Regions from separate parts of the Homo sapiens genome. Here regions 2 and 3 are each linked to region 1. A link is a loop called in an ENCODE intact Hi-C map of the cell type or tissue named here. Cell type or tissue: endothelial cell of umbilical vein. All regions are shown on one strand.

What was found. Hi-C counts contacts between places; a loop is a spot of excess contacts. Peaks named below come from ENCODE experiments on the same cell type or tissue, not always from the same donor. Only the 100,000 strongest peaks of a DNase experiment are listed, where the experiment ranks them.
Region 2: it touches region 1 in a loop (3-fold over the local background); 3 of 110 quality-filtered maps call a loop at or near these places.
Region 3: it touches region 1 in a loop (7-fold over the local background); 4 of 110 quality-filtered maps call a loop at or near these places.

What each region holds. Positions count from the first base shown.
Region 1 is chr12:31,870,921-31,878,920 of GRCh38, reverse strand. LINC02422 (long intergenic non-protein coding RNA 2422) reads left to right here. Exons shown (of 2, transcript NR_135029.1): 2 at 1,028-1,952. Among named protein-coding and RNA genes, the nearest start is that of LINC02422, 12 kb to the left of the region's middle. RefSeq lists an enhancer at 3,212-3,506. In endothelial cell of umbilical vein, no CTCF peak of the experiment used is centred here; a DNase peak (open chromatin) is centred at 3,420; H3K27ac peaks cover 1,603 bases.
Region 2 is chr12:32,309,078-32,317,077 of GRCh38, reverse strand. All of the region lies in intron 4 of BICD1 (BICD cargo adaptor 1), which reads right to left. Among named protein-coding and RNA genes, the nearest start is that of FGD4, 86 kb to the left of the region's middle. In endothelial cell of umbilical vein, a CTCF peak has its summit at 4,823 (motif pointing right); a DNase peak (open chromatin) is centred at 4,827; H3K27ac peaks cover 385 bases.
Region 3 is chr12:31,746,236-31,754,235 of GRCh38, reverse strand. LOC105369724 (a long non-coding RNA gene) reads left to right here. Exons shown (of 4, transcript XR_931501.3): 2 at 900-1,088; 3 at 2,883-2,988; 4 at 4,798-5,103. Among named protein-coding and RNA genes, the nearest start is that of AMN1-AS1, 21 kb to the right of the region's middle. RefSeq lists enhancers at 4,260-4,844, 4,707-5,001, 4,853-5,032, 5,053-5,122, 4,845-5,430 and 1 more. In endothelial cell of umbilical vein, no CTCF peak of the experiment used is centred here; DNase peaks (open chromatin) are centred at 4,815 and 7,325; H3K27ac peaks cover 4,164 bases.

The sequences.
Region 1 (8,000 bases):
TTTTTTTTTTTTTTTTTACCGACAAGAGACAGCTATGCTGAACTAGATTGATCATCAAAGACGTACTAAATTGTTAACCAGCCATCATCCATTATGAACTATGCTAAAACCTTCCAGATGTGTAAACTCACAGTAGTCCTTCTAAGCCTCTGCCTAATCTCACCAAGACGGAACATGATTTTCCTATTTGCTGGATCTGTGTCTCCCAATTGCAATTCCTGAGACCCAGATTAAAATGCATTTTCTTTTGTTTGCCACTCCACAGTGTTGGTTTTACTTCTTATTAGTTGGCTGGCTCAAAAGTCCAAAAAGGCTTCACTCAATGCGTGGAGCCCCAGTGGTCCTCCACGTGGCCTTTCTCTCTCCATGTAGTCTCTTCTCTTCCAGTTGTCTTGGCTGAGCTTCTTCAAAGCATAGCATCTAGCTTCCTGAAACAAAAATGGAAGCTTCCAGGCCCCTGAAAATTTAAGCCTAGAACAGGAACATAAAACACAACTATACTGGGAATAAAACCTTTCCATCACTAAATTAGGTTCAAGTGGTGGTGGGGGGAGGAAGTGGGCCTGCAAATTTCCTGACATTAGACAGTTTAACTAGAGGGAAAAAGAACATGCTTTATATTCATACATGTGACAGCATTAGAAAGCAGTAGCTTGCTGAACAGCTAGGGGTAAGGGTATATTACAACAACAATTTAATAGGCAGAAGGAGCGGGAAAGCTAGAGCTTCTGTGGGAAGTACAAATGGGCTTTTAGGGAAACCAATGGCAGGTATTACAGTTTATGATAATGTTTGTTTATGCAATTTCTCACCCAGGTGCTAACAGTCAGGCTCCTTCCTGGCTGGAAGCTCCCCCAGAGAGGGGATTTATGGCAGCTTCATTCTCCAAAGGCCCTGCCTATAGTCAGATAAGGGAAGCTCAGAAGAGGCTTCTTTCTGCATCTATAACTTGAATGTCTTAAAAGAATCATTGTACCATAGGGTGGGTTGTGATTCCCTTTAACTTCCACCTCATTCTGTTTATTAGTCAAGGGAAGTCGCAAAACCAGACGGAATTCAAGGGAAGGAAACCGACTCCGCCTCTGATGGCTGCAACAGTATGCACATTCAGGGAGGAAAGGAATTAGCAGTGGTCATCTTTCTGGACCATCTACCACAGTGGCTAAAGTTAACACCTAGAAAGGAAGGTCGTGTTTTCAGCTTCTTTGACTGCTGCTCCAGGTGTCAAACCCTGAAGGGTGAGCTGACGCTAAAGACTGAGTGGTTATTTTTTCCAGAAGAGGAGAAAGATTGAAAATGTGGCCGGCCGATTCTCCCTGATGATCACACAGACAGACCTGCATGACAGTCAAACAGACAGGCCTGCATAGCACCCCAGTTACACAGACGAATTTCCCCAGAGCTGCCTTAACATTGAGCAAATAGTTAAACCTAGGGAAATTGGTGCCCAGACAGCAAAGCTAGAAATGAAACATATGGTCAGTAGGAGCCTTGCGTGGGCTTCTCCCTAACCTGGAGCAAACCAAAATAATAGAGACAGTCTTTCATTCCTAGTGCCAGGACCCGTCTCGGGTCAACGAAATCTGAGACAGTCAAGGTAACAGAGGCAGCTGTTCGAATAGATTCATTGGAGAGTCTAAGGCAGCCCTCCAGACCAAGCTGTAAAGCAGATAAGATAGAAATAATCACTCTGGTACCACAGTAGACAGGCCTTGTAGGTACTGGGCCGCTCACAGCTTAATCCGACTTAGAAAGCATTTTTGCCTCTGACCTTCTAGTTGAAACAAAATTAGTTACCAGTAGACTTAGGCAAATGCTACACTGCACACAGGCGCATAACCCCAACCTATATAAACACTAAGACAATTGTTGACACTTTGAGTTGGCCTGGTGGAATTATCTCCAGCCTTCTGCCTGTATCTGGTTACAGCAATAAATTCCCTTCTTTCCTAGTCTGTCTGCTTCTCGTTATTGGGCCTCAAGAAAATGCAGCCGGACCCGGCTTGGTTCCGGGAACAAAAATGCATATTTTAGGTAGGATGTAATTACAGGGATTGACAATCAAACACATACAACATACTGAAACCATGGACTATGTGTAGCATTAGACAGAAACAGGAAGCACCCAGGATAGGGAAATGGCTGCTTCCTGGAGTCTCTCCACTGCCACTCACCACTGCCACACTGGCTGCTCAGATATGTGGTTAAGAAGCCAAGGCTCACGTGCCCAAGAGTGTTCTGCCCAGGAGGGGAAAAATTCTTTTTCCTTCTACTCATTTTAGATTTACAGGCTGGGCCCTGTAAATTAGATTGACAAAAGACAGATTAACAAGATAAAAACGTTTTTATTTTATTTTATTTATTTTTTATTTTTTTATTTGTATTATTATTATTTTTTGAGACGGAGTTTCGCTCTTGTTGTCCAGGCTGGAGTGCAATGGTGCCATCTCAGCTCACCGCAACCTCCGCCTCTCAGGTTCAAGTGATTCTCCTGCCTCAGCCTCCCGAGTAGCTGGGACTACAGGCATGCGTCACCATGACCAGCTAATTTTGTATTTTTAGTAGAGATGGGGTTTCTCCATGTTGGTCAGGCTGGTCTCGAACTCCCAACCTCAGGTGATCCGCCCGCCTCGGCCTCCCAAAGTGTTGGCATTACAGGCGTGAGCCACCGTGCCCGGCCAAGAAAAAGTTTATTTTTATTTATTTATTTATTTATTTTTGAGACGGAGTCTTGCTCTGTCACCCAGGCTGGAGTGCAGTGCAGTGGCCCCATCTCAGCTCACTGCAAGCTCTGCCTTCTGGGTTCACACCATTCTCCTGCCTCAGCCTCCCAAGTAGCTGGGACTACAGGCGCCCGCCACCACGCCCAGCTAATTTTTTTCGTATTTTTAGTAGAGACGGGGTTTCACCTTGTTAGCCAGGATGGTCTCGATCTCCTGACCTCGTGATCCGCACGCCTTGGCCTCCCAAAGTGCTGGATTACAGGCGTGAGCCACCGCGCCTGGCCGAAAAAGTTTTTTAACATGTGCTGCCTGTATACACATGGGAGCATTCAGTGATGAGTAACTAAAAAGGGTGGCTAGAACTGGGGCTTGTCCAGCATCTTAACAAAATGATGAAGGGAAACAGTGACGGGTTAGTCAAAGCACATAAAATGGAGTCGGGAGGCCATTTCGGTTTGGACCTCAGGCCTGTCTTTTTAAAAAAAAAATTAAATTAATTATTTATTTATAGAGACAAGGTCCTACTACGTTGCCCAGGCTGGTTTAGAACTCCTGGGCTCAAGCAATCCCCCTACCTCTGCCTCCCAAAGTGCCAGGATTACAGGCATGAGTCACGGCGCCCAGCCACCCCACGCATGTCTTAAGCAGAGAACTTCCTGGCTAAACAACTGCCAAAACATCTGTGACTGCTTCCTGCTGAGCTGGGAAGTCCCCAGGAACAGGCCACCTTTTAAACAATTACAGCCTGTCTCCTGACTCCAAGACTGCTTTAGATACGATCACACTGATCATAATAGTTGAAAAACAACTTTTTTTTCCCTTCCCTTTCCTCCTTGCCTTTCCTCACCTCTTCCTTCCTCTCTTTCCCACCACCTCCCTTCCCTCTCCCCACGTTCTCACCCCCTCCCTACCTCATCTCCTATTGTCTTTCAGTATTGATGGAGCTGACATCTGACGGTGTGGGAGGCCTATGTGGATCCCAAGCCCTTGGTCCCTTGAAAAGTACAGCCTGAATCTTCATCCTGCCCCCCCACTGCAGCCCAGCCTGCAATGTCACTTATAAAGCAAACTCAACTTTGGTGTCTCCTCCTTCTCTTGTAGCTGTCACCACAGGTCTGGGTCCAACAGACCCTCTTGGCATCTGGTGGGCAGGGGAGGAGCCACTTGACTTCAAGAAGGTGTGTGAGCCACTGTCCACCTTCAGCATCCAGTCTCAGCCTGTGGAAGTCCTTAAGTTCTTTTTCTTTCCAGGCCCTGGGCTGAGGTGGTTAGTGAAGGAGAAACTGGAGAGACAGCAACTGCTTTGCTCTCGCCTCCCCTTCCCTTGCCAGGTCACACTGTGCTTTCACTCACCCAGTACCTGGTATTCTAGTGCCTGCCTTTCCAACCTCCCAGCTGACCCCAGGCCTGTTTATCTGCAGGATGAGAATGCTCCCATCTGCCCTGCATCTCCTGTGCTTCCTGGAAGATTTAGAGGAGCTTGGAAATGTTAGGTGCCGTGGACTTTTAAAGTTCCATTTTGCAAATGGGAAACCCACCTCCCCAAAGCCCCAGACCTAGCGAAAAACAACTTTTCTAGTCGCCCCTTTCCTGATTCATCCTTTTTTTCTTTTAAGGCCCGAGTCTCTTTTTTGATTTCTGGAGCACTTCTCAAGGTAACCTGGAAGTGTTTTCAGACTGCAGTCACTCACATTTGGCTCAGATAAATTATTTGACGTTTAAACCATGCCTCAGTTTTTTCTAGCTTCATAAGAAAGAACATTTGTAGAGAAATGATAATACAAAGGAAAACGACTTTAAGTTTCTAGGGTGATAAATTGTGGGAAAGTAAATATGTTTAAATGGGGGAACTAATAGATGGTAAGAGCTAGTTAATGAAGTTTGAAATGTAGATTCCTCTGGTGTCATCTCTGGGCTGATAAGAATCTACAGTTGTCTCCAGTGATTAACTTTGGTCCTTCCTGGTAGAAAGGGAAGGGCAGACACCTTTAAAAATTTTTGTCCTGGTGAACCAGGCGTGGTGGCTCACGCCTGTAATCCCAGCACTTTGGGAGGCCGAGGCGGGTGGATCACGAGGTCGGGAGATCGAGACCATCCTGGTTAACACAGTGAAACTCCCTCTCTACTAAAAATACAAAAAACAAAATTAGCTGGACATGGTGGCGGGCGCCTGTAGTCTCAGCTACGTGGGAGGCTGAGGCAGGAGAATGGCGTGAACCTGGGAGGTGGAGCTTGCAGTGAGCCGAGATTGCGCCCCTGCATTCCAGCCTGGGCGACAGAGCGAGACTCTGTCTCAAAAAAAAAAATTTGTGTCCTGGCTGGCGTGATGGCTCATGCCTGTAATCCTAGCACTTTGGGAGGCAGAGGTGGGAGGATTGCTTGAGCTCAGGAGGTTGAGGCTGCAGGGAGCCATGTTTACACCACTGCACTCCAGCCTGGTGACAGTGCGAGACCCTGTGTCAAAAAACAAACAAACAAACAAAAATTATGTCCTGCTTTTAGGCAAATATGGAGGGCAGGCAGAGAAGTTTTCTTGTATCTGCATCTGCTTCTGATACGGACAGGGGACAGGGAAAATACTGGTTAGAAGAGGGTGGATCCCTGGCAAAGACCTCACCTTCAAGCCTGAAGACCTGCGGCCCTAAATGAGGACAGGCATTCCTGTTTTCAAGACAAAGAGGTTGCCTTTTGTCCCTCCACACCCTCTATCCTGCCCCCACGTAAACCGCAAACCCCAAGCTCCACAGCAGAGCAGCAGGTGAGTAGAGGAGGATACCAGCAGATGGACGGTGGAACAGCACAGCAGGGAAAGAGAGAAGAGGAGAGACGTCTGGATGCCAAGAGGAGTTCAGCTGGGGGCGGTAGGAAAGGAGTCCAGCCGCTGGGCGGCCTGACTCCAGGGGAAGATCACCTTCCCATTCCATCCACCCACCGTCTGGCTCTCCATCCATCCCTCTGAAAGCCACCTCCACCACTCAATAAAACCTCGCATTCATCCTTTGAGTCCGTGTGTGACCTGATTTTTCCAGGACGCTGAACAAGAGCTCGGGATACAGCAAGCTATCATGTTGGCCCTCTGCCCTTGTGAAAAGGCAAAAGGTCCATTAAGCTGGTTAACATTCAAGCTGTCTTCGGGCGGCCAAGCTGAAAGCTTTGTAACGCTGGGGCTGCAGGCATCCACTCCTAGACACTACAGCCGGGCCAGACCCCAGAGCGCTCACCCCAGCCTCTGCACCTGCCTGTCTGCATGCTCTCTGTCTCACAAGGGGATTAAGCAGTGAGGCAACTGAACAGGTGAGCTACACTTCTGTTGCACGTCCTGCAAGGGGAATCAGGGAAGTATCCCATTTCCCTTCCTTTCACTGTCTTTATCTCAAAATAATCAATATGCCAAAGTGGCATGTTTGGAGTGGCATGTTTTGCTACTCTTCAGTTCACTTGAAGAATTCATTTGTGGGACTTAACCTTTAAGTTGCTTTTTTGTTTCCTTTTTTTCCTTCATTAAATGTCTCAGGAACAGTATAAAATATGATTTTCCTTCTCTCAACCTCCCAGCCCCATAACCTCCCATAGTCTAGCCTTTACATTCACCACCCTACTGAGATTCATCAGTTGAGCCTCACAGTGGCATTCTAATGAACAAATCCCATGGCTTTCTCAATTGCTCACAAATCCTCTTACGGCATTTGAGAGTATTGATCACTCCATACTTGACATATTATCTCTTCCTGGTTTTTCTGATATTCAAAGCCCTGGTTCTCACCTATCTGACCCTTCTGCTTCTCCTTCTGGGATATATGTATATATATTTTTAGATTAACTTTTTGAAGGCCAGGCATGGTGTCTCATGCCTGTAATCCCACCACTTTCAAAGGCCAAGGCAGGCAGATCACTTTGAGCTCAGGAGTTCCAAGACCAGCCTGTGCAACATGGTGAAGCCCTGTCTCTACAAAAAATACAAATATTAGCTGAGTGTCGTGGCGCACACGTATAGTCCCAGCTACTTGGGAGGCTATTGATATAGGAGTTAAAAAGAAATGATTTAGGCAGATAGTGAGGGTAAGAAAGTCCTCAGTAAGGTTTTCCTTTTAATGAAAAGCAGTCCCCAAGTCATTTCTTTTTGAAAAAGTCAGCCTGTAAAATTGAGCTGCAGACATAGATAAGCAAGCTGGAACCTTGCATGGGTGAATGCCGGCAGCTGTGACAATAGGAAAAGGTTACCTGGGGGCTAGGCATGTTCAACATGGCAGCTCCATCTTCCCTTTTCTTTGTCAACCACATGTCCAGTAAGGAACAGGCAACATGGCTCTGGCCAGGTAGAAAACCCATTTGCATAATAAAAGATTAAGGTGGGGTGGCCAGCTTCTTCGTGAGCTATGTAAACGTCACACCTGGTCTAACCAATCTTTGGGCCCTATGTAAATCAGACACTGCCTCCTCAAGCCAGTCTATAAAACCCGTGCACCTCACCATGGAACTGGAAGACCCACTCGGGCACCCCTCTCTCTGCAGGAGAGGGAGCTATTCTCTTTTCTCTTTCTTTTGCCTATTAAGCCTCTGCTCTTACTCATCTCTTGTGTGTCCGTGTCTTCGATTTCCTTGGTATGAGACAATGAACCTTGGGTATTTTCCCAGGCAAATGACACCACTTCACTGTGGTGGGAGGATCGCGGGAACCCGGGAAGTGGAGGTGGCAGTGAGCTGAAAATCATTATTTTCTATCTTCTTGGCTAGCTCTTCTTGTTTCTCTTGCCCTACCCTCCCATCTTCATTTCATCAGCCCCAGAGACTAAAAGAATTGGAAATAGACCCAGCCAAGTGGGCGCTGGGGGTGAAAGGGTGCTCAGTAAAGTTTTTGGTCTCTGGCAACAAGTGCGCCTCAGTGTACGTGGAATGATATGAGACCCACTGCAAAGACCTAGCATTGGTCGGGCCTGGTGGCTCACACCTGTAATCCCAGCACTTTGGGAGGCCGAGGCGGGAGGATCACTTGAGGTCAGAAGTTTGAGACCAGCCTGGCCAACATGGTGAAACCCTGTCTCTACTAAAAATACAAAAGTTATCTGGGTGTGGTAGTGCATGCCTATAATTCCAGTTACTCGGGAGGCTGAGGCAGAACCACTTGATCCCGGGAGGAGGAGGTTGCAGTGAGCCGAGATCGCACCACTGCACTCCAGCCTGGGCAACACAATGAGACTTTGTCTCAAAAAAAAAAAAAAAAAAAATGGCCAGGCGCGGTGGCTCACGCCTGTAATCCCAGCACTTTGGGAGGCGGAG
Region 2 (8,000 bases), 440 kb before region 1:
CATATACACCATGGAATACTATGCAGCCATAAAAAATGATGAGTTCATGTCCTTTGTAGGAACATGGATGAAACTGGAAACCATCATTCTCAGCAAACTACCGCAAGGACAAAAAAACCAAACACAGCATGTTCTCACTCATAGGTGGGAATTGAACAATGAGAACACATGGACACAGGAAGGGGAACATCACACACCGGGGACTGTTGTGGGGTGGGGAGAGTGGGGAGGGATAGCATTAGGAGATATACCTAATGCTAAATGACAAGTTAATGGGTGCAGCACACCAACATGGCACATGTATACATATGTAACAAACCTGCACGTTGTGCATATGTACCCTAAAACTTAAAGTATAATAATAAAATTTTAAAAAAAGAAAAAAAAAAGAAGTGCAAAATGTATACAGATGCTCCTCAACTTGTGATGGGGTTACATCTCAATAAAACCATTGTAAATTGAAAATATCCTAAGTATGGCCAGGCGCATTGGCTCATGCCTGTAATTCCAGCACTTTGGGAGGCTGAGGCGGGTGGATTGCCTGAGGTCAGGAGTTTGAGACCAGCCAGGCCGACATGGTGAAACTCCGTCTCTACTAAAAAATAAAAAATAAAAAAAAATTAGCTGGGCGTGGTGGCACGTGCCTGTATTCCCAGCTACTCAGGAGGCTGAGGCACAAGAATCGCTTGAACCCAGGAGGTGGAGGTTGCAGGGAGCCAAGATCATGCCACTGTACTCCAGCCTGAGCAACAGAGTGAGACTCCATCTCAAACAAAAAAGAAAAAAAAAAAGAAAATATCATGTCCAAAATGCATTTAATACACATAACCTACCAAACATTCTAGCTTAGTCTAGCCTACCTTAAAAGTGTCCAGAACACTTACGTTAGCCTACAGTTGGGCAAAAATCATCTAACTCAAAGCCTTTTTTTTTTTTTTTTTTGAGACAGGGTCTCACTCTGTTGCCCAGGCTGGAGTGCAGTGGCACAATCTCAGATCACTGCAACCTCTGGCTCCTGGGTTCAAGCAATTCTCCTGCCTCAGCCTCCCAAGTAGCTGGGATTACAGGCGCACACCACCACACTCGGCTAATTTTTGTATTTTTAGTAGAGACGGGGTTTCACCTTGTTGGTCAGGCTGGTCTCGAACTCCCGACCTCAGATGATCCACGCATCTCAGCCTCCCAAAGTGCTAGGATTACAAGCATGAGCCACCACGCCCAGCCCCACTCAAAGCCTATTTTATAATAAAATGTTTACTATCTCATGTAATTTATTGACTACTGTACTGAAAATGAAAAACAGAACAGTTGTATAGGTACTCAAAGTATGGTTTCCACTAAATGGTATTGCTTTAACACCATTGTTAAATAAAAAAGTCTAGACGAACATTCACAAGTCAAGGACCATCTGTACTCTGAAAATTATAAAGCATTGTTGAAAGAAATGAAAGAAGACCTAAATAAAGGGATAAACAGCCCCTGTTTCTGGGTCAAAAAACTGAATGTTAAGATGGCAATACTACCCAAATTTATTTACATATTCAATGCAAACTCCAACAGAATTTCAGCTGGATTCTTTGCAGAAATTGACAAGATGGTCATAAAATTTATATGGAAAGGCAAAGGACCTAGAATAGCCAAAACAGTCCTGAAGAAACTTCTTGAAAAAGAACTAGCAAACTTTCCTATTTCAAAAATTGCTACAAAAAAACTATAATCAAGATACTATAGTATTGGCATAAAAACAGACATATAAATTAATGGAATAGAATTGAAAGTCTAGAAATAAGCCCATATATACATCTATGACCAGTTGATTTTGGACAAGGGTACAAAGATAATTCAATAGGGGAAAGAAAGAATAGAATAGTCTTTTCAACAAATGGTGCTGGGACAACTGGATGCCCACGTGTAAAATAGTAATGTTGATCTCTTCCTCATATCATATTCAAAAATTAAGTCAAAATGGATCAAAGACCTAAATGTAAGAGATAAACTATAAAACTCTTAGAGGAAAACCTAGCCATGAATGTTCATGACCTTAGATTAGACAACAGTTTTGTATGACACCAAAAGCACAAACAACAAAAGAAAAAAATACACTAGACACATCAAGATTAAAAAGTTTTTTTAGCTGGGCATAGTGGCATGCGCCTGTAGTCCCAGCTACTCAGAAGGCTAAGGTGGGAGGATTGCTTGAGGCCAGGAGAGTCCAGGGGTTTGAGGCTGCAGTGTGCTATGATTGTGCCTATGAATAGCCACTGCACTCCAGCCTGGGCAACATAGTGAGACCCATCTCTTTTAAAAAAAAAAAAACTCCTTTGTACATCAAAGGACACCATCAAGAAAGTGAAAAGACAACCCACAGAATGGGAGAAAATATTTGCAAATCATAAATCACTTTTATGATGAGGGATTTGTATCCAAATCAGTAAAGAACACTTTCAACTCAGAAATAAAAAGACAACCCAGTCAAAAAATAATCTGAATACACATTTTTCCACAGAAGATATAAAAGAGCAGATAAGCACATGAAAAGATGCTCAACATCATAGCCATCAAGGAAATACAAGTCAAGATGATAATGAAATACCACTTCACATCCACCAGGATGGCTATGATTGAAAAGGCACATAATAACAAGTGTTAGTGAGAATGTGGAGAAATCGGAACACTCATACACTGCTGGTGGGGATAAAAAAATGGTACACTCGATTTGTTTTCAAAACTAGCAGTTCCTCAGAAGGTAAAACATAGAATTACCATATGACCCAGCATTTCCACCTCTAGTATTAACTCCCCCGGGAATTAAAACATACGTGCACACGAAAACTTGTACACAAATGTTCATAGCAGCTTTATTGATAATAGCTAAAAAAACAAACAACTAAAGTGTCCATCAACTGATGAATGGTTACATGAAATGTGGTATCTGCATACCATGGAGTATTATTTGACAACAGAAAGAAATGAAAATGAAGTGCTGATATATTACAGCATGGACGAACCTTTAAAATGTTATGCTAAGTGAAAGAAGCCAGTCACAAAAGACCACACATTGTATGATTCCATTTATTTTTATTTTATTTATTTATTGATAGGGTCACGCTCTTTCACCTAGGCTGGAGTGCAGTGGCATGGTCATGGCTCACTGCAGCCTTGACCTCCTCCCAGACTCAAGCAATCCTCCCACCTCAGCGACCCTAGTAGCTGGGACTATAGGCACGCACCACCGTGCCCAGCTAATTTTTTCTGGGTATTTTTGGTAGAGATGGGGTTTTGCCATGTGGCCCAGGCTGGTCTCAAACCCCTGGCCTCAAGCTATCCTCCTGCCTCAGCCTTCCGAAGTGCTGGGATTACAGGTATGAGCCACTGCGCCCAGCTAGTTTGTAATCTCTAACTATAAAATCTGTAATAGTTTAGCCATTTGTCAGCTTTGTACTAGGAAATAATTATACTTGTCACTTTAAGTTTCAGAACCCAAGAACTAACCAATCTTGTTTTCATTAATGTCATCCTATAAATATTCTGTGAGTGTTTAAGCAGAGATAATATTTCACTTGTTCGACTGTCTCTGTGTAGCAACTCCACTTACTAGATTTTTGACCTTGAACTAATGACATAACACAGTCATGCCTCAGTTTCCCTATCTATAATATGAAGATAATAATACTCTCTACCCCATACAGTTGTTATAAGCAGCAACCAATTAAGCAAATATATAAAAATTGCTTTGAACTCTTATGGGACATATAGCAAATTACCATCACCACTTAACATCAATCATTATAGAAAAAACTAAAATTGCCTTTAATAGAGTGGATCAAAACATAATATGAATATATTTCTTCCACATCCATGAGGATGCAACAGAATATATTAATTTTAGTTTTACAGAAACATTACTGTTTTCTCATACTACATGTGAAATTATATACCCAGCATAATACTGAAAAAAAAAATCCAAAGAGTTTTCCCCTGCTTAGTTTGACTCTATGCAGATGTAAAGTTAGAGGCTATTTATCAAAGACAGAAATTTCAGCACAAGCATACAGGACACCTTTAAATTGATTAAGTAATTTAGTTAGTATTTCCAGACAGAATCTACTTATTTTCATTCTAATAAAACTAATTAAGGTATTTGACTGCCACTGGAAAATGTCAATTACAACCTATTTGAAATAATGAGGTCTTGAGGGCACCAAAAAACCAAAATAATTTATCCGATAATACTCTGAAAAACTTCTCTCATGAATAAAGGATGACACTCATTGAACTATTCACTATCAAGGACTATTGTCAAGTTTATAGAGACTGAGGTGAATCAAAATGTTTTCTTACTGTATTTTTTGTGTATATGTTTCTGTATTATGTGAAACTTAGCATGATTAGCTAAGTTTAAAATATTCCTGTATTTTATTCCATAACCTAGGAAGGCATACAATTCAGTAAAATATTCACTCTAATTTATTCTGAGAAAAAGCTCTCCCTAATTTAGATACAGGCTTACCACCACTTGCCTTTCCCATACTTTTTATAATTTATGTATTGACCGTTTATACACAGGGATAGTGGGGACCTTCTTGGCATCTCGAAACCTGATGGCAGTTTCCAGGACAATAATAATTTATAAAATGTTATGACTTATACACAGTTTCATATTTACCATCCCATTTGGTCCTCACAATTCTACAGAGGAGGCATGGCATTATCACCAGGGCTTCAATGCAGAAGTCTGCAGGTTGTATGCAAACAACTCCAGGAGGTGCTATTTAAATTGTAGTAGCTATAAATGTTTATACTTGTTATTACCATTTCCCAGCAGATGGCAGTATGATGGCTTCAAGAAGGAGACCTGATTTTTGTTTTGTTTTGTTTTTTCCATAGTTCCAACAAAGGCATGGCAGAGACAAATGGTGGGGCTAATTTATTACCTTCCCCTTTTGAATGAGCCTCAGAGAAGCAAAACAATTCACTCAACATTCCTGATAATTAAGGCAGAGGTGAGGACTAAGATCTGATTTTTTTTTATCTTGCCCAAATTCCTATCTAAGGGGTCTGGGGAGTTCATGCCCTACAAACCATAAATTCTCATCGGATGCGTTTTATTTAACCCTGTATATCAAGAGTTACTTTCCAATCTGATACTGGCAAAGAAAGAAAACCAAAATATATTTCCTTGCCATACCTTGAAATTGCCCTGCAAAGTCTCTTGTGGGAAAAATCCACATTCTGTAGAGAATCCCCTTTCCCCGCTTTGTTTTCCTTCCTTCCTTTCCAGATCCAGGAGATAATCAGCTAAGAGCCAGGCACCCTTCTAAGTGCAATAAGAAACATTTTACAACCTGCTCTCTCTGAAGTCAGCTATCTGAGAGCTTCCTCTGCACAATAAAACTTGGTCTCCACAATCCTTTATCTTAACCTGAACATTTTCTTTCCATTGATCCCACGCCTTCAGACAAACTCAACCAATTGTCAACCAGAAAATGTTTAAATTTACCTATAGCCTGGAAGCCCCCGCTGTGAGCTGTCCCACCTTTCTGAACCAAACCAATGTATTTCTTTCTTTTTTCTTTTTTTTGAGACAGAGTCTTGATCTGTCGCAGGCTGGAGTGCAGTGGCGCGATCTCGGCTCACTGCAACCTCCGCCTCCTGGGTTCAAGTGATTCTCCTGCCTCAGCCTCCCAAGTAGCTGGGACTACAGGCATGCATCACCATGCCCAGCTAATTTTTGTATTTTTTTTAGTAGAGATGGGGTTTCACCATGTTGGCCAGGATGGTCTCAATCTCTTGACTTCATGATCCACCCACCTTGGCCTCCCAAAGTGTTGGGATTACAGGCGTGAGCCACCGCACCCGGCCCAATGTATTTCTTAAATGTATTTAATTGATGTCTCATGCCTCCCTAAAATATATAAAACCAAGCTGTACCCCGACCACCTTGGGCATATGTTCTCAGGACCTCCTGAGGGCTATGTCACAGGCCATGGTCACTCATACTTGGCTCAGAATAAATCTCTTAAAATATTTTACAGAGTTTGACTTGCTTCGTCGACAGAGGCATTTTTTTTTCCTGGAACCAGGTTAAATAAATACCTATGGATGGGAAAACATAAATCATGGGCATACATTGAGCCTTGTAGGAGAAGAAAAGGCCGAAAGGGTATATGGACTAGGTATACTGTTTTCAAAGGAGTTCTTTAAAAACAAATTAATGTATTTATTTTAACTGACAAAAATTGTACATATTTATCATGTACAACATGATGTTTTGAAATATGTAGGCAAAGTGGAAATTGAGCTAATTATGACATGCATGACCTGACATACTTATCATGTTTGTGGTGATGTAACTGAGCCTATATTATCAAAATCATTAAACGTTTGTTTTTTACTTATTTTCCTTTCTCTTTGTCCTTTTCTTCCTCCATGCATGACTGCTTGCACGTAGTCATTCGGTAGACGGTAGTCACTAATAATTGATTAACTTTGCATCCTAACCCTGGCAGCCAGTAAGATTAATGAACTTGTTTTCCTTTCAAAGAACAATGATCCTTAGGTCATGCAGACCTCCTTGATGGCATCCAGAAGTCTGATTGAGCTGCGGGACACAAACAACTTTGATCATTGGGGGATTTCATTCTCCTGCACAGCTGCCTTACTCACAAAAACCCCCAGTTACGTTCAAAGGCAGGTAGGATTTGACCGATTGCCTCTCCCACAATGTCATTTTTGGAAAAATGAATACACCTTTCTCTGCTGCTAAGCACTGATGTGTCAGTATTTGGCTTACTGCCCATCCAACACGTGGACCTACATTTAGGGGTTCTACAACACTGAGAACACTTAAAATCTACTCTTTTATTTTCAATACAATACATTGTTATTAACTACAGTCACTGTGTTGTACTATAGATCTCTTGAACTTACTCCATCAAAGGGGTACTTGATCAGAAGGAAGAAAACCTGAACTGCTGCATATCACCTGGTTCAGGGAGTTACAGCCTTGCCTGTGCCCCTCTACACTGTCATGAGCTGTTAGCTAAGCACAGCTGTTGGATTAGAGGCACAAGGCGGCCTCTCCCATGCAGTGTTTTGGATCCAGGCCAGGAGAAATCCTAAGAGATAAAGGAACTATGAAAATACAAACTGTCAGGGATAGCATTAGGAGATATACCTAATGTAAATAACGAGTTAATGGGTGCAGCACACCAACATGGCACATGTATACATATGTAACAAACCTGCACATTGTGCACATGTACCCTAGAACTTAAAGTATAATAATAATAAAAAAAAATGAAAATACAAACTGTCACGTTCCAAGTATGTTGACACTGTAAGCTGAGGTGCGCAAAACTGACAGCCGCCCAACAGGACAGTGCTATTCCTACAACGCCTGCAACTGCAAAATCCAAAAAGCTCGAAATCAAGTTTTATCATAATTCACTTGATTATGATAAAACTCACTTGGCAGTATTCAGACAGTCCTAAACTCCCAGGGCAGCCAAACTGCACCTGACTGGTGTAAGGCCTTTAATGGTCCTCATCTTATTCTTAGTGTGAATACTCATGTTTCACTGCAGAAATGTTAATATTATTTGATCACCGGATGCTGCATCTGATCCCAGTGGAGATATCACAATCTATGTGGTATATGCTGCATATTACCTTTCTACAATCTGAAACCTGAATTTTTAAAACACACCTGGTCCCAAGCATTCCAGATAGCTATACTTAAAGTACATTTGATTGGTTCCTCTTCATAATTTCCAGAACAATGGTACTGACACATATATGCTTCAGGTGCACAGTACTCTCATTGATCAGACTTGCCATATTATTTTTAATCCTTATTAACATCAAAGCCAATTACAATAAATTCTAGGCAATGTATCCTGTAATGTTTTTGTAATGTGTTTATTTACATAAATTTAACCCAAAAAGATGTGTGGCTAAGGAAAAAACTGTATTGCAAAAAAATAGTTCATGAGAAGGTA
Region 3 (8,000 bases), 120 kb after region 1:
GATCTTCTTTCTTTTTTTTTTTTCTTTGAGATGGAGTCTCGCTCTGTCACCCAGGCTGGAGGGCAGTGTCGCGATCTTGGCTCACTGCAACCTCCTCCTCCCAGGTTCAAGCGATTCTCCTGCCTCACGCTCCTGAGTAGCTGGGATTACAGGTGTGTGCCACACCACCAGGCCCAGCTAATTTTTGTATTTGGTAGAGACGGGGTTTACCATGTTGGCCGTGATGGTCTCCATCTCCTGACCTTGTGATCTACCTGCCTCGGCCTCCCAAAGTTCTGGGATTACAGTCATGAGCCACTGTGCCCGGCCCTGATCTTCTTTCTTTAACCACTATTATCAATGCCCTATTCTGATAATTGCTAATAATTAAATTAGTAGCTTTCTTCTTCCTTCCACCTCCTTTTTCTCTCTACAACTTCTCAATTTTTGTTAATTATATTATGTTTCTTAATGTGTATATTTGTTCTGTTTAATAACAACAATCCCACATTTATTTTAGTTTTAAGCCAATTTACCAGCAGCGCTTATGCTATCTACCCAGTGCTTTCTAGTCATCTCTGGTTTGACAACATTTGTCCATTGGTGGATTCTTCATGTGAGTTAATACAAACAATACCCTTAAGATGTTGTGTTTTCAAAACTCTTTGGCTTTATATACATACATACATATGTATGTATATAAACAAATATATATATGTGTGTGTGTTTGTTTTGTCTTGTTTTGAGACAGGGTCTCACTGTGTCACCTAGGCTGGAGTGTGGTGGTGCAACCATGGCTCACCACAGCCTCAATCTCCTGCACTCAAGCGATCCTCCCACCTCAGCCTCCCAGGTAGCTGGAACTGTAGGCATGCATCATCATGCCTGGCTAAATTTTTTTTTAATTTTATTTTTATTAGGGACAAGGTGTCACCATGTTGCCCAGGCTGGTCTTGAACTCCTGGGATCAAGGAATCCTCCTGCCTCAGCCTCCCAAAGTGCTAGAATTAGAGACGTGAGGCACCACACCACCTACCTTTATATTTAAGCAACAGTTTGACTGCATACAAAATTCCTGGGTCACATCTCTTTGCTGGAGGATTTTATTGGTATGTATACATAATGTCTTCTAAGAACAAATGCTGTGGAGAAATCTGAAATCAGCCTGTTTTTCTCATTATAAGTGATTTATTCTCTGGCTTTTAAATAATTCTTTTTGAAATCTAATAATTTTATCAGGACATAGATTGCTCTTGACTACTTGGAATCTTTTTTAGTAATATGCCATTTTACATTTTTAGACTCGTTTCCTTTTTCTCTGCAATTTTTTAAAAATTATATTTTAAATTTGTTTCCCTGTTTCCTTATTTTTTTTTTCTTTGCTTTCAAGATCTGTGGGTATATGCTTCTCACCAGTTCTGGGAAATTCACAGCCATTATCTCTTTACACATTGCCTCTACTCTTTTCTCACTATCTTTCTAATTGAAACTAAGTGTATGTTAAATCTTCTTGATGCAGAACTGCTGGGCTCCAGGCTAAACTTCACCCTCAAGCCTGGAACCTCAGTCCTAAGTGAAACAGCTGACCCCATTTTTTCCACCCAAATGATTGCTTTTTTGGCCCGCTCCACCCCCTGTCATATGCCTATAAATACCAGACCAGCTAGCAGAACAAAAGGAAGAAAAAGAGCAACCTCAGCAGCTGATGCAAGTGGTCGGGGATACAAGCTGCTGAGCATCAGGAATACATGCAGCTGAGCATCGGAAACTACAGATAGACACGGCTTCAGAGAAAGAGCAGTTTCTTCCCATACCATCCCCTTTCCAATTCCCCATCCTGCTGAGAGCCACTTTTATCACACAGTAAAATCTTCCATATACACTACCCTTCAAAAAGTTTATGTGACCTGATTCTTCCTGGACTCTGAATAAGAATTCGGGTGTCAAGAAGGGCAGGTGCAGAAGGCTGTCAGCCTGGGCTGTTAACACTTAGCCATCCACGGACTGCAGGCTGAGTGAAACAAGCCACTCCAGTTCCTGCCCACAAAGGGGGTCAAGGTCAAGACTTGACCTTGAACTATGAACTATCCTGTCTCATTCTCATCCTATCTTACATATCTTTTAACCTTTTTTTCATATTTTCCATTTCCTTGTTTCTCCCTGTGCATTCTGGATCAGTTATTTAGATATATTTTCTGGTTCACAAATTCTCACTTGAGTTATCTAATCTGCTAGTTCATCCCTCCACTGAGTTCCTACCACCACTTCCCCATCCCCGACCTCATTTTTTTTTTTTTTTTTTTTTTTTTTGTTTTGAGACGAAGTCTCGCTCTGTGGCCAGGCTGGAGTGCAGTGGTGCGATCTCGGCTCACTGCAACCTCCTGCCTCAGCCTCCCAAGCAGCTGGGATTATAAGGCGCACACTGCCACACCTGACTAATTTTTGTCTTTTTAGTAGGGATGGGGTTTCATCATGTTGGCCAGGCTTGTCTTGAATTCCAGACCGCAAATGATCCACCCTTCGGCCTCCCAAAGTGGTGGGATTACAGGCATGTGCCATCATGCCTGGCTAATTTTTGTATTTTTGTAGTGACGGGGTTTTGCCATGTTGACTGGGCTGGTCTCAAACTCCTGATCTCAAAGGATCCACACGCCTTAGCCTCACAAAGTGCTGGGATTACAGATGTGAGTCACCCCATTATATTTTTAATTCCTGGTTCTTTTTGGATTGTTTCCAAAATGTTTCTGTTCATTCCTGTTTCTAGTTGAAGGCTCACTTTTTAAATTATATACTTCTTTAAACACTTCATACACAGCTGTTTTATGTCGTATATATGTAATTATAATTCTAATACTAGAAATATTTGAGAAATCTAAATCAGTTGTTTCTGCTGACTCTCACAGTGATTGCCTTCTTGTGTGTTTGGTAATCCAGTTTGTGAGTTGATGGCTTCATCATAATCTGTGGGAGTCCTCTGTACCAAACTTGGAAAGTTCTCCTCCAGACAAGGTCGGTTTTCATTCCTGTCTGTAATGTTGAGGCTTAGAAACCAATTCCCCAAAATATGGCATGTTTACATCCTGAACTAAGAAGACTCAAGGTCTCTCTGATCTACCCACCCCTCACCAGCTCTTCCAAAGAGGCTCAAGTTCCTTTACCTGCCTAAGCTCCAGACCCACCAAGGAGAACAATAGTTTTCTTCCCTTCCCTGGGAAACCTGCCCAATTGTCCTGTAGAGGTGATGTTTATGGTTCTTTTTAATAAACATAGAAATTTATCCTCCTGGTCTTAAAACTTGAGAAAATTACATCTGTCTTATCTGAGTTGCTTTCTCAGAAAAGAAACCATCAGTCCTCCCAGACAGTATCAAGGAGCTGAAACTTACCAGATCATCACATCTGGACAAAGGGAGCCAGACGCCTCACCAATCATGACTGCCTGCTTCCTGTTGACCCCTTTCTCTTCCTTACCCCTCCCTAAAATTCCCGTTTTTCCACACATAGTTACATTTCTTCCCTGCTATACAAATCCCAAATTTTAGACAGTCAGGGAGTTGGATTTGGGACTGATCTCCCATCTCCTCTGCTGCAGCACTGGATTACAGCCTTCTTCCCTGGCAATACTCATTGTCTTAATGATTGGCTTTCTGTGAGGGGAGCAACAGGACCTAGACTGAATCTTGGGTGTTTTGGTAACATCTGTAAGACCGAAAATGTAACCACACCTAAACAGACCCTTTTTCAAGATAATGACTGACTCTCTCCAAGGATCATTTAAATTCCAAAGAGAACTACCTACAAGTTAATTTCTGTTCCCTGATCCAGTCATTCTCCCTAGCAATCATTTATTACCCCTCATCTAATCTAATCCCAAACCCTAAATCTAATAAAATACTTCTAAAATCTGCACCCCTAATGCCCTCCCACACTCAACCATTCCACTTACTTTGTAATTTAGAGAGGCCTAAATTTTGTTAAAATAGAGGCACAGCTAATAGATGTTTGTTACACTTACTTTCTTTCCCTTTGACATTTTCATCTACCAGGCATGATTACGTAACATAGTCCTTTTTTTTTTTTTTGTGATGAAGTCTTGCTCTGTCGCCCAGGCTGGAGTACGGTGGTGCGATCTCAGCTCACTACAGCCTCTGCCTCCCGGGTTCAAGCAATTCTCCTGCCTCAGCCTCCCGAGTAGCTGGGATTGCAGGCGTGTGCCACCACGCCCGGCTAATTTTTTGTATTTTTAGTAGAGGCGGGGTTTCACCATGTTGGCCAGGCTGGTCTCGAACTCCTGACCTCAGGTGATCTGCCAGCCTCTGCCTCCCAAAGTGCTGGGATTATAGGCATTGAGCCACTGCCTGGCCAACACGGTGAAACCCCGCCTCTACTAAAAATACAAAAAATTAGCCAGGCGTGGTGGCACATGCCTGTGATCCCAGCTACTCGGGAGGCTGAAGCAGGAGAATCGCTTGAACCCAGGAGGCGGAGGTTGCAGTGAGCCCAGGTTGTGCCACTGCACTCCAGCCTCGGCGACAGACCAAGACTCTGTCTCAAAAAAAAAAAAAAAAAGAAAAAGAAACAATGATCTTTAAGTCATGCAGACTGCCTTTGTATTTTCCAGAAGTTGGATCAACTGAGGAGTGCAAGCAGTTTCAATCACCAGGGAGCTCACCTCTTAAGCTGTAGGCGTAGTTGAATGATAGCCCATCATTGTTCTCTTGTTTGCTTTTCTATAATTGCTTATTGCTCAGGAGTTATGTAACAGGCAGTCACAAGCGCTATTGTGAAACCTGAGACTGATCTCTGAGATATTTTTCAGACTTTGCCTTCAGGTGAATCAACTGACACCAGCTTGAACAGTGACCGTGACTGCAACAAAGGAACTGACTCAACCGGTCCTCTGACCACTCCCCTGCAGGAAATGACTCAGCACATGAAGACAGTTTCAACACTCCTATGATTTCATCCCCCAACCAATCCACAACATCTGTTTCCTAATGCCCTACCTGCCAAATCATCCTTAAAAACCTTAGCCTCTGAATTCTTGGTGAGGTGGATCTGGGAAATGTATCCCGTCCTCCTCACTCTATTGCCTTGCAATAATCAAACTCTTTCTCTGCTGCAACTCCTGCTGGCTCAGTGTTTTGGTTTTATCTGTGCAGTGGGCAAGAACCAGTCAGGTGGTAACAGTTCTGATTGTTACTTTTGGGTGATTTCCCCTACAAAGAGGAAAAATACTAATTTTGAACCACCATATTCAATTCTTAAGGCTTCCTATATTCTTAGTGATAATGTCATTTTTGAAGATAACATATTTCAAAGTACAGTAGCTTTGAAGTATATTTGTATTTTGAAGATACATGTACTTGAAAAATTGAGTTTGGCAATGTGTTTCCACTAACATTAATTTAACAGGTAAGGCCGGGCGCAGTGGTTCACGCCTGTAATCCCAGCACTTTGGGAGGCCAAGGTGGGCAGATCACGAGGTCTAGGAGTTCGAGACCAGCCTGGCCAATATGGTGACACCCTGTCTCTACTAAAAATACAAAAATTAGCTGGGCGTGGTGGCTCGCACCTGTAGTCCCAGCTACTCGGGAGGCTGAGGCAGAAGAATCGCTTGAGCCTGGGAGGCGGAGGTTGCAGTGAGCCGAGATGGTGCCACTGCACGCCAGCCTGGGTGACAGAGCGAGACTCCGTCTCAAAAAAAAAAAAAATTTACCAGGTAAAAGTCATCTTGGTTTAAAATATTTTCACAACACTTTAATTTTTCATGTGGTTACCAGTGTGGCCTTATATCGCCAATGTTTAAAAAAATGTTATGGACTCCTGCCTCAGCCTCCCAAGTGGCTGGGACTACAGGCGCCGGCCACCATGCCTGGCTAATTTTTTGTATTTTAAGTAGAGACGGGGTTTCAGTGTGTTAGCCAGGATGGTCTCTATCTCCTGACCTCGTGATCTGCCCACCTCAGCCTCCCAAAGTGCTGGGATTACAGGGGTGAGCCACCGTGCCTGGCCAGAGGATAGTAGAAAATGAGAAGATTAATGCAGAAAAGTCATCAAAGCAGAAGGTAGATCTCCAGTCTTTGCCAACTCGTGCCTACCTGGATCAGACAGTTGTGCCTATCTTATTACAGGGACTTGCTGTGCTTGCAAAGGAAAGATGAGGAAACAGACTTGGAGAGGTTAAGTGACATGCTCAAGACAACACTGCTGGGTCTTGCTACGTACGTTGACCAGGTTGGAATGCAGTGGCGTGATCATGGCTCACTGTAGCCTCGACCTCATGGGCTCAAGTGATCCTCCCGCCTCTGCCTACCAAGTAGCTAGGACCACAGGCGAAGCCACCATGCCCGGATAATTAAAAAATAAAAAATTTATAGAAAAAAATGTTATCGAGGACTTTGAAAGTATTTCACTAAACCAAAACATAGTGATGAAAATAGTAATGTGAATATTAAAGTAGAGAATGTCACAAATATAAAAAATTAACAAGAGCCCCATTTTCACTGAGGAAATAGGTGAATATGATAATTTTATAGAAACAAGTAAAGAAAAATGTGAATAGAAGTATGAAAGTGGATATCTGAAAATGAGCAATCCAGCTACTCTTTTTTTTACACCATGTTTATCTTTTAAGTAAGTCTGTCAAGTTTTGACATGAAGTTAATGATGCTTTCATTTTGATTTTTTTTTTCTTTTCTTTTTTTTGAGATGGAGTCTCGCTCTATTGCCCAGGCTGGAGTGCAGTGGCGCGATCTTGGCTCACTGCAACCTCCACCTCCCAGGTTCACGCCATTCTCCTGCCTCAGAGTAGCTGGGATTACAGGCGCCCGCTGCCAGGCCCGGCTAATTTTTTGTATTTTTAGTAGAGACAGGGTTTCACCATGTTAGCCAGGATGGTCTCGATCTCCTGACCTTGTGATCCACCCACCTCGTTCTCTCAAAGTGCTGGGATTACAGGCGTGAGCCACCGCGCCCGACCTTCATTTTGATTTCTAACAAAACACTGAGCACTGGTAAACCAATTAAATTTTTCATTTCTAAAACAAAACAGCATAGTAAAAAATTAAATAATTCTTTTGCTAAAGTCAGAAAGAGGCCAAAACTAGATATCCATTCAGATTTGCACTTCTTATATCCTAAAACAGACAGTTCTTACTGCTGTCAAAAGGTTTGTAAAAACCTAATGTGAAATTATTCAAAATATGCTCAGAGAGAAAGCAAAACACACTGCTACTGGAAAATTACATTGTCAAGTGACTCATCTGACATTGTGTAACATTAGTAGCATTCATTATGAAAGAGGAATTACGGTCTTGTGTGCATGCTAGCAAATATCCTGTTCAGAATTGGATAAAGCCACCGACACTTGCCATCTGCCACAAAACATCCCCTATCAAGCTTGCCAACCATCTTTATCTTGCCAAATCTAATGATTTGTTCTCTATCCAAATCACAGTTAATTTCTCAGTAGTAGCTGACCATTATTTTCTTTTTGAAACACTTTCTTCTTGAAGTTTTCCTGAAGCCACACTGTTTCCCCTCTTTATCACTGGCTGCTTCTTCTCAATCTCCTTGCTAGTACCTGCCTCTTTTTTCTCCTCATCTTCTAAATATTAGGACTCTCTAGAGCTGGGTCCTTGATGCTCTTCTGTTTTTTGTGTACATTCTTTCCCTATTTAATCTCAGTCAGTCCCATAGCTTTATGACAAGCATGTTACGGATTCCCAAATGAATACCTAGAGCCCTGTTTTCTTCCCTGAACTCTGAATTCATATATCATTTGCTGCTTTATTATTATTATTATTATAGATGAGGTCTCACTACGTTGTCCAGGTTGGAGTGCAGTGGCTATTCACAGGTGTGATTGTAGCACACTGCAGCCTTGAACTCCTGGACTTGAGTGATCCTCCTGCCTCAGCCTCCTAAGAATAGCTGTGACTACAGGTGCATGCCACCCATAGCTGGCTAATTTTTAAATTTTTGTGGAGATGGGGGTCTCACTATTTTGCCCAGGCTGGT